Regions from separate parts of the Homo sapiens genome. Here region 1 is linked to region 2. Evidence: read pairs that join two places in POLR2A ChIA-PET (ENCODE). Cell type or tissue: MCF 10A. All regions are shown on one strand. Links, peaks and the distances in the headings refer to the core of each region. The heading gives the core; the rest is flanking DNA.

Region 1 (5,380 bases), core at 263-5,262, 1.2 Mb before region 2:
CCCTCTTCTCTCGTGCATCTTCTTGCAGCTCTCCATCAGGCAAGTGGTAGTCTACACGTGGACATATGGAAGCGTAGAGAAGTTCAATTGAATGCTAAAAAGCTAGTGGTTAAAAGCACAGGTCTGGAGTCAGAGAGCTCTGGATTCAAATCCCAGCTCTCCAATTAGTAGCATTGAGACTCTGCCAAGTTACTTAGTTTTGTTGAGCCTCAGCTTGTTATATGTAAAATGGAAACAAGACTAATGATTTTTACAATTTGCAAGGGTTGATGAGGCTTAACTGAAACAAAACAAAACACTTAGCCCAGGGCTTAGCATATAGTAAGTGCTGAATTTATAGTGGATCTTTTAGGCCTATCCCCATTCAAAAATGTGGCATTCCTAGAGAGAAGACTAACGTGTAAGACTTGAGGGTCCCAATTCAGTGTTCTTCTGATTTGTCAGAACTTCTTAGCCCTGAGGCCAGAAGTGAAGTAGGCCTCCCTGCTGGGCAGGTTCTGGTAAGATCCCTGAGATGTGTGGACTGAGGGCTCAGGGATCCTGGTCACCCTAGATCAAGGTTGTATGGTCAGGCCTGGTACAAGAAGCTCAGCTGGATTCTTGCTCCAGGGAAAAAAATCCCTAGATCAATTTTAAGTTCGGCATAGGAAATGCCTGCATGCTAGAGAGGCCGAGGTCAGTCTGATGTTTTGTGCAGAAAGAATGTTCTTTAGGCCGGGCGCAGTGGCTCACGCCTGTAATCCCAGCACTTTGGGGGGCCAAGGTGGGTGGATCACAAGGTCAGGAGATCGAGACCATCCTGGCCAACATGTTGAAACCCCGTCTCTACTAAAAATACAAAAATTAACTGGGCGTGGTGGCATGAGCCTGTAATCCCAGCTACTTGGGAAGCTGAGGCAGGAGAATCGCTTGAACTAGGGAGTTGGAGGTTGCAGTGAGCTGAGATCACGCCACTGCACTCCAGCCTGGTGACAAAGTGAGACTCTGTCTCAAAAAAAAAAAGAAAAAAAAAAGTCCTTTAAAATGATATAGGGAAGGGCCCCAAAATTGGAATTCAAAAACCTGGGTTCCAGTCTTGCCTCCGTGGGTAAGAACCTGGGTGAGTTTCAGCAGATCACTCCACCTTTCTAGGCCTCAGCTAACTCATTCATAAAATAGAACAATACGCATCTTACTTGTCCAAAGTCAGTAGACCAGATCAGTTTTCTGAGGTCCCCTCCAGCTACTAAATCTATGATACACATTTAAGGGAACACTCTTGATCTTGCTTGATAGCGTCAATCTTATCCCCTGGGGGCCTTAACCCCAATTCCCCAGCCTCTTCCCCTCAATTGTCAAGCGTGGGAATTCCAGATTTGTTATTAAAGCCTGTTGATGCCATTTCTCCTTCCAGATTAGCTGGGGGACACTCAGCCTTTGCCATAGAAACCATAACACAGGGTAGGATGGGGATGGCTGATTGGGACAACCCAACGGCACCAGCTCCTGAACTTCTTTCCCACCTTGGAGCCTAGAAACCTTTCTGGAGGCTGAGGCCAGGAGAAGAATAGAACCACAGGAAGAGACTCAGAAGGCCAGAGCTCCAGATTCATTTTCACCACATTCATCTCCATGTATTTCCTGCCTCCCTGGACAGAGAGGCACATGCTAGCAAGAAGGAAAGAGACATTAAAGTAGCCATAAGCTCTTAGCTTGATCATCTTGGGCTACACAAGTGACTTAGGTATATGCTGGGCCCATCTCCACCCTGAAGTATTTGTCGTTCTGGTTCCAATTTCCACATCTTCCCTTGATTTACAACTTGACCCCAAGTAAGTCCATAATCTCTGAATTTCAGAATCACCATCTGCAACAGAGCAGTGAAATATCCCAATCCTTCTTTTTTTTTTTTTTTTTTTTTTTCTTTTTTTGGAGACAGAGTCTTGCTCTGTCGCCTAGGCTGGTGTGCAGTGGTACAATCTTGGCTCCCTGCAACCTCCGCCTCCCGGCTTCAAGCGATTCTCCTGCCTCCTGCCTCAGCCTCCTTAGTAGCTGGGATTGCAGGCATCCGCCACCAGGCCCAGCTAATTTTTTTTTTTTGTATTTTTAGTAGAGACGGAGTTTCGCCATGTTGGCCAGGCTGGTCTTGAACTCTTGACCTCAGGCAATCTGCCTGCCTCGGCCTCCCAAAGTGCTGGGATTACAGGCGTGAACAACCGCGCCTGGCCTCCAATCCTTCTTGATCATCTGAAAATTATATGGGACTAATGAACTAATAGAATCAAAGAGAATTTGGGACTGTGGCAGAAAAACATGGTAATAGTACAGGAGTGGTAGTAGTAATACTAGTAGGAGGAGTCACTCTAGCAGCAACAGAGGTGGTAGGCAGCAATGACTGCCATTTATTAAGCATCTCCTATGTCAAGATCTGTGTTAGACATTATATATCCTCCATGTCTGATACGCATAGCAATCTTGCCAGGCAGGCATGGGTGGTCCAGATGAATAAACTGAGGTCCCCTCAGATCACATAATTCATCGAAGGCAGAGTTGTGCAGCACAGGATACTGTGGTTGGTGTGGAGACATGCAAAGGGGGAGAATGGGCCTGTTTTAGTTAATTCTGCGAAGCTACAACAGGGCAACTGACACTTCCTTCAGCCCCACCCTGGGGAGGGGGTCAGTACATATTGTTTGGTGATATGAGACTGGGAAACCTCTCACTGGTGACTAATGCAACTGGATGCCAAAGTCCAGCAGGATTAGATTAGTTCGGCTCAGCTGGTCCCGTCTTCTAAGTATTTTTTTCCCATGACTCAGGGCTGGGAGTAGGGGACAGGATTCTCTTCCTCCGTCTGACCTTGCAAACATGTCACTGAAAAGGAGCCTGATCTGACAGCATCACTACCCCAGGGAGCCAGGGAAGAAGTGGGGTTTTGGGGAAGCCTCAAAGATATCAGTAATAATAGAAAGCACTTGCATGCCAAGCACCATATTAAGCACTTTTTACACATGATTTTATTTAATCCTTACAACAAATATGCAAAGTGCTTATTACTACCCCACTCCACAGGAAAAAAAAAATCGAAGTTCACAAGTTAAGTCACAATTGTAGTAATATTTAAATGCACATATGCCCATGTGCCCAAGCTCTGCACTCCATCCCTTCCATGAATTATTTCTTTATGATCTATTTTTTCCTTAGCACTTATCACCCACTAAACATAATATATATTGTGATTACTTACTTTGTTTGTCTGACTTCCCACATTCAGATAATTTCCATCAGGGCAAGAATTTTTTTTTTTTTTTTTCTTTTTGAGATGGAGTCTCTCTGTGTCCCCCAGCTTGGAATGCAGTGGTGCAATCTCAGCTCACTGCAACCTCTGCCTCCTAGGTTCAAGCAATTCCCCCACCTTGGCCTCCTGAGTAGCTGGGATTACAGGCACAATGCCGCCATGCCCGGCTAATTTTTGTATTTTTAGTAGAGATGGGGTTTCATCATGTTGGCCAGGCTGGTCTCGAACTCCTGACCTCAGGTGATCAGCCCGCCTCGGCCTCCTAAAGTGCTGGGATTACAGGTGTGAGCCACCATACCTGGCCAGGGCAGCCATTTTTGACAGTTTTATTTTCTACTGCTTTATACCAAGCTCCTGGCACACAGTACATATTCAATAAATATCAGTTCAATAATGAATTATGTCATTTAATCCTTACTGTAATCTTATGATGCCGGTACCAGAACTGTCCTCATTTTACATTGAGGAAATTAAAGCTCAGAGGTCACACAGCTAGTAGGATGGAGTCAGGACTGGATCTCTCCAAAGCCCCTATACTCTTTGTTATGCAAATTGGTCCCTACCCGAAGGCAGGAGAGTGGACCAGGTGGTCTTTGTAAGTCCCTTCCGACTCAGAGATCCAGGTCCATGTACAAAATCCACAGACAGGCAAGGCTTAATGGTGTAAAAGGGTCTGTATTTTCCTAAAGATAAGACCTCTGTAAACACCAGCACCTTGGCCTCTTGAAAATTTTGCATAGCCTATTTAGGTCACCTGTATTCTGTGAGCTTGAATCATTACGCCCATCCCACCCATCCATAAAACACAGTTCTCTGTGTTTCACCTGCTTGGCAATAAAGCCCCGAGCTGCAGGAGCTCAACCTTAAGACTGCAAAACAGCCAGCTGAATACACAGCCTGAGGCCTCATACAAGAATTGTCCAAGATTGAAGTATATTAGAAACTACACAAAAAGTACAAAAAATAAATGAGTCTTTAGTTTCTCCCCTTTCAGAATGACTCTGGGAGATCAGGACCTCCTTCCCTGGGGTCTGCTGGGGATCTGGACAGAGCCGACATCTCCTGTCTACACCTGCCATGGTCAAGCAAGGAGATGTGCTGGCCAGAGTGTGTGTGTCAAGACGGGTGGGAGTGGGACATTCTGTAAATATGCCCCTTTCTTGTGCCAACCAAATGCAGCCTTTCCCAGCTTTCAGAAGACCAGTTCTGGGGACCCAAGAGGCCTATAGAACAACAAAACAAACAGCGAGCTTGGCGGCGGGAGCCCGGGCAGGGAGCCAAACTCATTACTAGGGATGTGGTGGTGAGCTCCCTGAACCACCACCCCACCCCTTCCATGCAGGCTCTGGGGAAGGGGAGAGGGTCTCTACTCCCCACCACCCCAGTGTCCAGCATTGCTGAGACGCCTGGGCGAGTTAGGGTATCAGATGGGCGGTCTCAGGTCCCAGGAGAGCCACTAAGTCTCTTAGATGTGGACCTGCAGCTCCGGCTGTTTACTCAATCAAGGGTTCATACTGAGAGACAAGTGAATCATTTCCACTCAGAGGAATGAGTGGCTATTGTTTGGTGGGGCTGGCACAGAGAGAAAGGCATGTTTCTCAGCTTTTCATCCAACTTGGCCTTCCATCCGCCAAGGCAACTCCACCCCACGAGAGGAGCCAAGTAACAGGTTAGTGTGTTTGGGGAGAAAGTCTAAATGCCAATGTCAATATTGGCATTGGAGGGTGGGGGTGAGCATATAACCTTGGGCAAGACATTTAGTATAGCTACAGCTCAGTTTCCTACATCTGTAAAATGGGGTAAAGATGCAGGGGCGATCAGCACCCTCAGTTGAAGTATTTGAGGAAGATGAAAAGAACCACGGAAACGTATCTTGTAAACAGTCAGTGTTATCAAATAACTGAGTAATAACCCCAGGGCTGAGGAGAGTTAATACTTTGGTGCTCCTGATGGATTCTTTCCAATGCCTAAGCTGCTACTGCAAGAAGCTCACAGTTTTCCTGGCTTTGCTTAGTAAATCGTTTGTGCGATTACAAAGAGAAGAATAGAATTGGGACGTCAGGGCTTCCTGTGGGCTGGGGACTGGAGACCTTGGGTTGGTAT
Region 2 (5,380 bases), core at 284-5,283:
CCTCATTTCAAAAGGAAACTGAAGTCAGAGAGGAGAAGGGACTTCCCAATGGTACATAACCTGCTATTGGCAAAGGTGGGACCAGAGCCCTTAAGTTTTTCAACTTCTCCAGCAAATTCCTCATATCTAAGAGCAACGCTTCAGTTTTCCTTAATAAAGTGCCCCAGATCCTCACATTCATCCCTTTCAGAGTGCAACTTCCTACTTGGTTTACAAATGAGTCAAGAAAAGAAAATCTCCTCTTTAGCAATGTAGTGTGGGACCAGCTCACTTGAGTATGCAAAACTTGTCCTTGAGAGCTGCTAGCTCTTTACTATTTTTTCTGGGTGCAACAGTGTGCATGTCACCCCACCCTTACTGCCTGGCTGTCTTCACACATCACCTTCTCTGAGAGTGCTTCTCTAATATCCCCACCCAAAGAGCTCCCCACATATGCAAATCCATTGATTATCATGTCTCTTTGCTTTTTCAGTCTCCATGAAAATTATTGAGACCTAAGATGTAAGACCTATTTCTGATTATTTTGTTTATTGGTTGTCTTCTCCCACCAGAATGTAAGCCACATGAGGTTAGGAGCCTCTCTGTCTTATTCTCTGTAGTATCTCTGGCTCCTAGAGTACTGCCTGGTACAGGGTTGCTACTTCATTATTTCTTACTGTATATGAGAATGAATGAGTGAATTGAAAAGCAATTGAACTCTGGTTGTGCCTTACAGGTATAGCAGAAGTTGTCTGCACAGAGAGGAAGGAAGGAGACGATCTTTGATATGAATTCTGTTGGCCAATGAGGCCTAGAATGTTAACAATTAATGGCCACATTTTCCTAGTTAACTACAAAGCAAGAGTGAAAAGGAGATAATGTTGGACTAACTATTTGACTACATTGTCTGATTTATCCAAAAGGTGGTATGGAATTTTGATCCAGTAGTGGTACATCATCTTTGATAATACACACGTACACATAAGGGAGTGTACACACCCATATACACTCACTCACACTCTGCTATTGCCTACTACCTATTAGATACTCCCAACAAAAGCTCTTAAACTAAAAATGACATGGTGTTGTTAAGTTTCTCAGGGAAATCCACCTATCTATGGAACTCAAGAGAGCAGAGGGCTGGTCTCTGGAGAAAAATAAAACAGGGTCAAAAACCAATTTTATTTGTTATTTTTCACTGGAAATACATGGTTAATCCAAGAACTAGCAAAGAGGTGTTGAAAAAGATTCTCTGATGTCATTTGTTTTTTCTTTTTCTTTTTTTTTTTTTTTTTTTTTGAGACGGAGTTTCTCTCTTGTTGCCCAGGCTGGAGTGCAATGGCACAATCTCAGCTCACTGCAACCTCTGCCTCCCAGGTTCAAGCGATTCTCCTGCCTCAGCTTCCTGAGTAGCTGAGATTACAGGAGTGCGCAACCATACCTAGCTAATTTTGTATTTTTAGTAGAGGCGGAGTTTCTCCATGTTGGTCAGACTGATCTCAGACTCCTGACCTCAAGTAATCCACCTGCCTCAGTCTCCCAAAGTGCTGGGATTACAGGCCTGAGCCACCGAGCCCAGCCTCATTTGTTTTTTCATACAGATATATCTCATCTGCATTAGAGGTAGATCCAAGATTAAGATGTGAACATGTTCCAGCTTTAATTTCAGTTGTTTTTCTTTTTTAAATAAAGAAAAGCCAGCAATACAATTTGTTTCTCATTGAGCACTATACACATTCAGCTATGACTGAGAATTTAGAAGATACAAATTCAAACTCCAGTTTAATTTCCTTTTTCCTGTTTGACTCCAAGCTCAGTAGGTGATCTTATAAGTTGACAGGGGTAACATTGCACCTATTAGCACTTGTCAACCAAAAGTAGATTGTTCGGGTTTCAATAAATGTTTTTTTGAATTGGATTTAGGTTGGTGAGAAAATATATTAAGTCAGAATTCTTTGAGGCAAATTACATATTGAAATGAACAGTTTGGTGTTCATCCTGTCTACCATCCCCCTCAAAAACAAAGAGACAGACAGAAAGAAAAAAAAAGCAGAAGTTTTGCTTTTCTAAGCTACGAGAATTTCTTCTGCTGCTACATCTGTGAACGCTTTACAAGGCAATGTCTACAGTTTGAGTTTTACAGCCCATTTTGATTGCAGTTTACATGACATCTGGGGCTCTATTTTTGGAGAAATTTCAAAGCTAGTGACTTCCAGTTTTTAATCAGCAGTGTATTTATTTTCTACCCTAGCATAATTGTTCATGGCTCCACATTGATTTTTTTATAGGAGACAATGCAAAATGATAATCAGAGTGAATTAGTAATTTGATCTTGTATCTGTCAAGGCTTGATGGCTTTTACCTGCTCTAGAGGCTAGAAGGCAATGTGCTGACCTCATTGTGTTGAAAAAAATTGAACACATCGTGGTTGTCAAGGACAAGACATTCTCAGTCATAAGAACAAAGAGAGCAAGAAAGGCTAATGAGGGAAGAGGCCATACAACCCTGAAAAGTACACAGCCTCCTGCCCCTCTGCTCAGAATCTGGGGTCATGTTTGCAGCCACAGGTGCCACATGCAGAAGTGTCAGAGGTGTGAAAACCAGAGCAACTCCATCTTGAATAGGAGCTGGGTAAAATAAGGCTGAAACTTGCTGGGCTGCATTCCCAGACAGGTTAAGGCATTCTAAGTCACAGGATGAGATAGGAGGTTGGCACAAGGTACAGGCCATCAAGACCTTGCTGATAAAACAGGTTGCAGGTTGCAGTAAAGGAGCCAGCCAAAAACCACCAAAACCAAGATGGCCGTGAGAGTGACCTCTGGTCATGCTCACTGCTGCACTGCCACCAGCGCCATGACAGTTTACAAATGCCATAGCAATGTCAAGAAGTTACCCTGTATGGTCTAAAAAGGGGAGGGATTAATAATCCACCCCTTGTTTAGCATATCATCAAGAAATAACCATAAAAATGGGCAACCAATAGCCCTCAGGGCTGCTCTGTTTACAGAGTAGCCATTCTTTATCCCTTTACTTTCTTAATAAACTTACTTTCACTTTGCACCACGGACTTGCCCTAAATTCTTTCTTGCGCGAAACCCAAGAACCCTCTCTTGGGGTCTGGATAGGGACTCCTTTCCAGTAGCGCATTTAACAGAAGGACAGGCTGTGCAGACATTATTTTCGCTCCTTTCTACTGAGAAGGGAAAACACCACAATTGAGCAGCCTGCTCCTCTATAAGTGAATGAATAAGCACTTGCTTTTCATTGTGGGTGAGTCAAATGGCCTGGCATATATGCAAGTAAGAACTAGAGCAGAGGCTGCTCACCTGCAAACTCACATCAGGGCTTCTGCCCGGAATTACGGTATTTTTTGTTTGTGTGTGTGTTGTTGTCATTGGCTTCTTTTCATAGGGGTTTGGATGAAGCTATTTAAACACATGAGACAGCAGCCACTAGGACTGTATCTAAGAAGGTAAGTGGTTTGCCCAGGGTTACATGGCTAGTGGAAGAGCTAGTCTTTACAAGAATCTTTTACATAAACCAAACCAGGTGAGGTAGGATCAATAAGAGGGTGAAGTGAGGAACCGACATTTTTAAGAGCTCCATGAAATGAAGGAGCTTGGAGAGAAAATTGATAGATGGTACTTTCAGTAGCCCAGCCTCCTCCTGTAATTTCTGGCTTCACCTTTCTCTAAGCCCTCCTTTGCTCTGAGTTCTGTCTGGGCAAGTCCCAAGCTCCTGGAATGCATCTTTGCCTTCCTTATCTGGAAGCTAATCACTAAATAGCAGGTGGCGGAGATTCTGGTTTTCATCCCTCTTTCTCTCTCCCTTTCTCTCTTTTACTCACTTCCTCAGGGCTATGAATTTCTGAATCTTAAACAGGAAACCTCCCTGATTTGTTCACACCTGGAATGCCATTCTATCTTTGTTTGAAGAGTGCAGAAATTAGAGCGCGGGAGAATCAAGAGAAGGAGCTGTTGTGTGAAGAGGGAAGAGAGAGGTCAGCATTTAAATGTGAACACACACACTGAGAGGCACATATACATGCACACAGTTTAATCTAAGCTAAGCATTCTTTCTTTCAACTCCTGCATTTCCCTCCTCATCTCCACTGCCAGCAAATGTCTTACAAGACAAAGAGTATTTACTGTGTGTCACTTCAGTTATCAACACTCTGCACAAATAGGTTGACAGAGGAAACAGGCAAAGTACCTTTGCAGGCCCATTTGGGGTTGAAATAGCAACTAGACTGCCTAGAGGCTGCCAGATATTAGCTTACTTATTGCTCCTGCAAATGTTAGAAGCTGGCTCTTGAGAGAACCTGTCATCAACATCCCTGTCCCCGTGGGTGTCAGGAAGGTTCGGCCTTCTTTAAGGTAGGCACTGTGTCCTCATGGACTGTTCATTTTGGGAAGAACCTTGGGAGATCACCTGGTTCAAGCTCCTGGCTTTAGTCATTGTTTGTCTCTAAATCCAGAGACCAATGTTTGTGATCTACTGACTCGTAAGCTCCCTATGAGGAAAATGGAACAAAATATTGGGCACAAAGACATAAATCTAAATGCATGGTTTCTAATCTGTGGACCCTGAGATCCCACAGGAGCACCATATTTGCATGAATCAGTGCTTATAGGTTGACCAAATAGCATGATTCACACACATATATTATAATACTTCTAATGGTTTTATTCATTCATTCTACAAATACAGTACTGCTTTGTGCCAGAAACTGTGGTAGGTGCTGAGCATATAATAGACAGGGAATAAGTCAAACTGACTCTGCCTTCATGGAGCTTCCTGTCCAGTGGTAAAAACAGGCAGAGAGAGCTGCAGAAACACAGAGTGAAAGCAATAACTCAGATTTGGAATATTATATAGATAAGGTTATGATTAATAGAACTCAAATTCCTTTAAAGGTAGTAGTCTCTGTCTGCTATTAAGCATTTGCTCTACCAATGCATTCCTAAATGTATTTTTATCTACATGACTATACATGTTTTCAGATTCAAATGTGCTCTCCTGACTAAAAAGATTGGATACCACTGACCTAAATCATCTGCTAGGATTGCCTTTTCTATCCCAGGTGAATAAATTAAATAGCTATGTAGTTTTCCCTTTGCCACTGGAAGTTTCACTGAAAAATCAACTCATGAAAGGCAGATTAATAAGAGAAAAGGCATAGATATTTGTTCACATTCATGCGAGAATCACAGGGTGATTTCCCAATATCCCAGTGGGTTACAGATGCTTGTATACCTACTTCTTGAGGGAAAGAGAGATGGGACATTGTGGATGACTTTAGGGACATTAGTAAATAATTTTCAGGGCAATTCAATGGCTGTGAAGAATATACAATGGCCTGGGAGAAAGTCTGTTGGGCCCACAGAGCAGAGAGTAGTTT

Evidence for each region. ChIA-PET counts read pairs that join two places held together with the same protein. Peaks named below come from ENCODE experiments on the same cell type or tissue, not always from the same donor. Only the 100,000 strongest peaks of a DNase experiment are listed, where the experiment ranks them.
Region 1: POLR2A ChIA-PET joins it to region 2 with 5 read pairs; 1 of 35 experiments calls an interaction of 5 or more read pairs at or near these places.

Annotation. Positions count from the first base shown.
Region 1 is chr1:208,198,699-208,204,078 of GRCh38, forward strand. All of the region lies in intron 3 of PLXNA2 (plexin A2), which reads right to left. Among named protein-coding and RNA genes, the nearest start is that of PLXNA2, 43 kb to the right of the region's middle. RefSeq lists a silencer at 2,626-2,920. In MCF 10A, for the core only: no CTCF peak of the experiment used is centred there; DNase peaks (open chromatin) are centred at 2,733 and 4,913.
Region 2 is chr1:209,380,341-209,385,720 of GRCh38, forward strand. No RefSeq gene overlaps it. Among named protein-coding and RNA genes, the nearest start is that of LINC01698, 11 kb to the left of the region's middle. RefSeq lists enhancers at 3,236-3,983, 3,984-4,732. In MCF 10A, for the core only: no CTCF peak of the experiment used is centred there; DNase peaks (open chromatin) are centred at 3,301 and 3,711.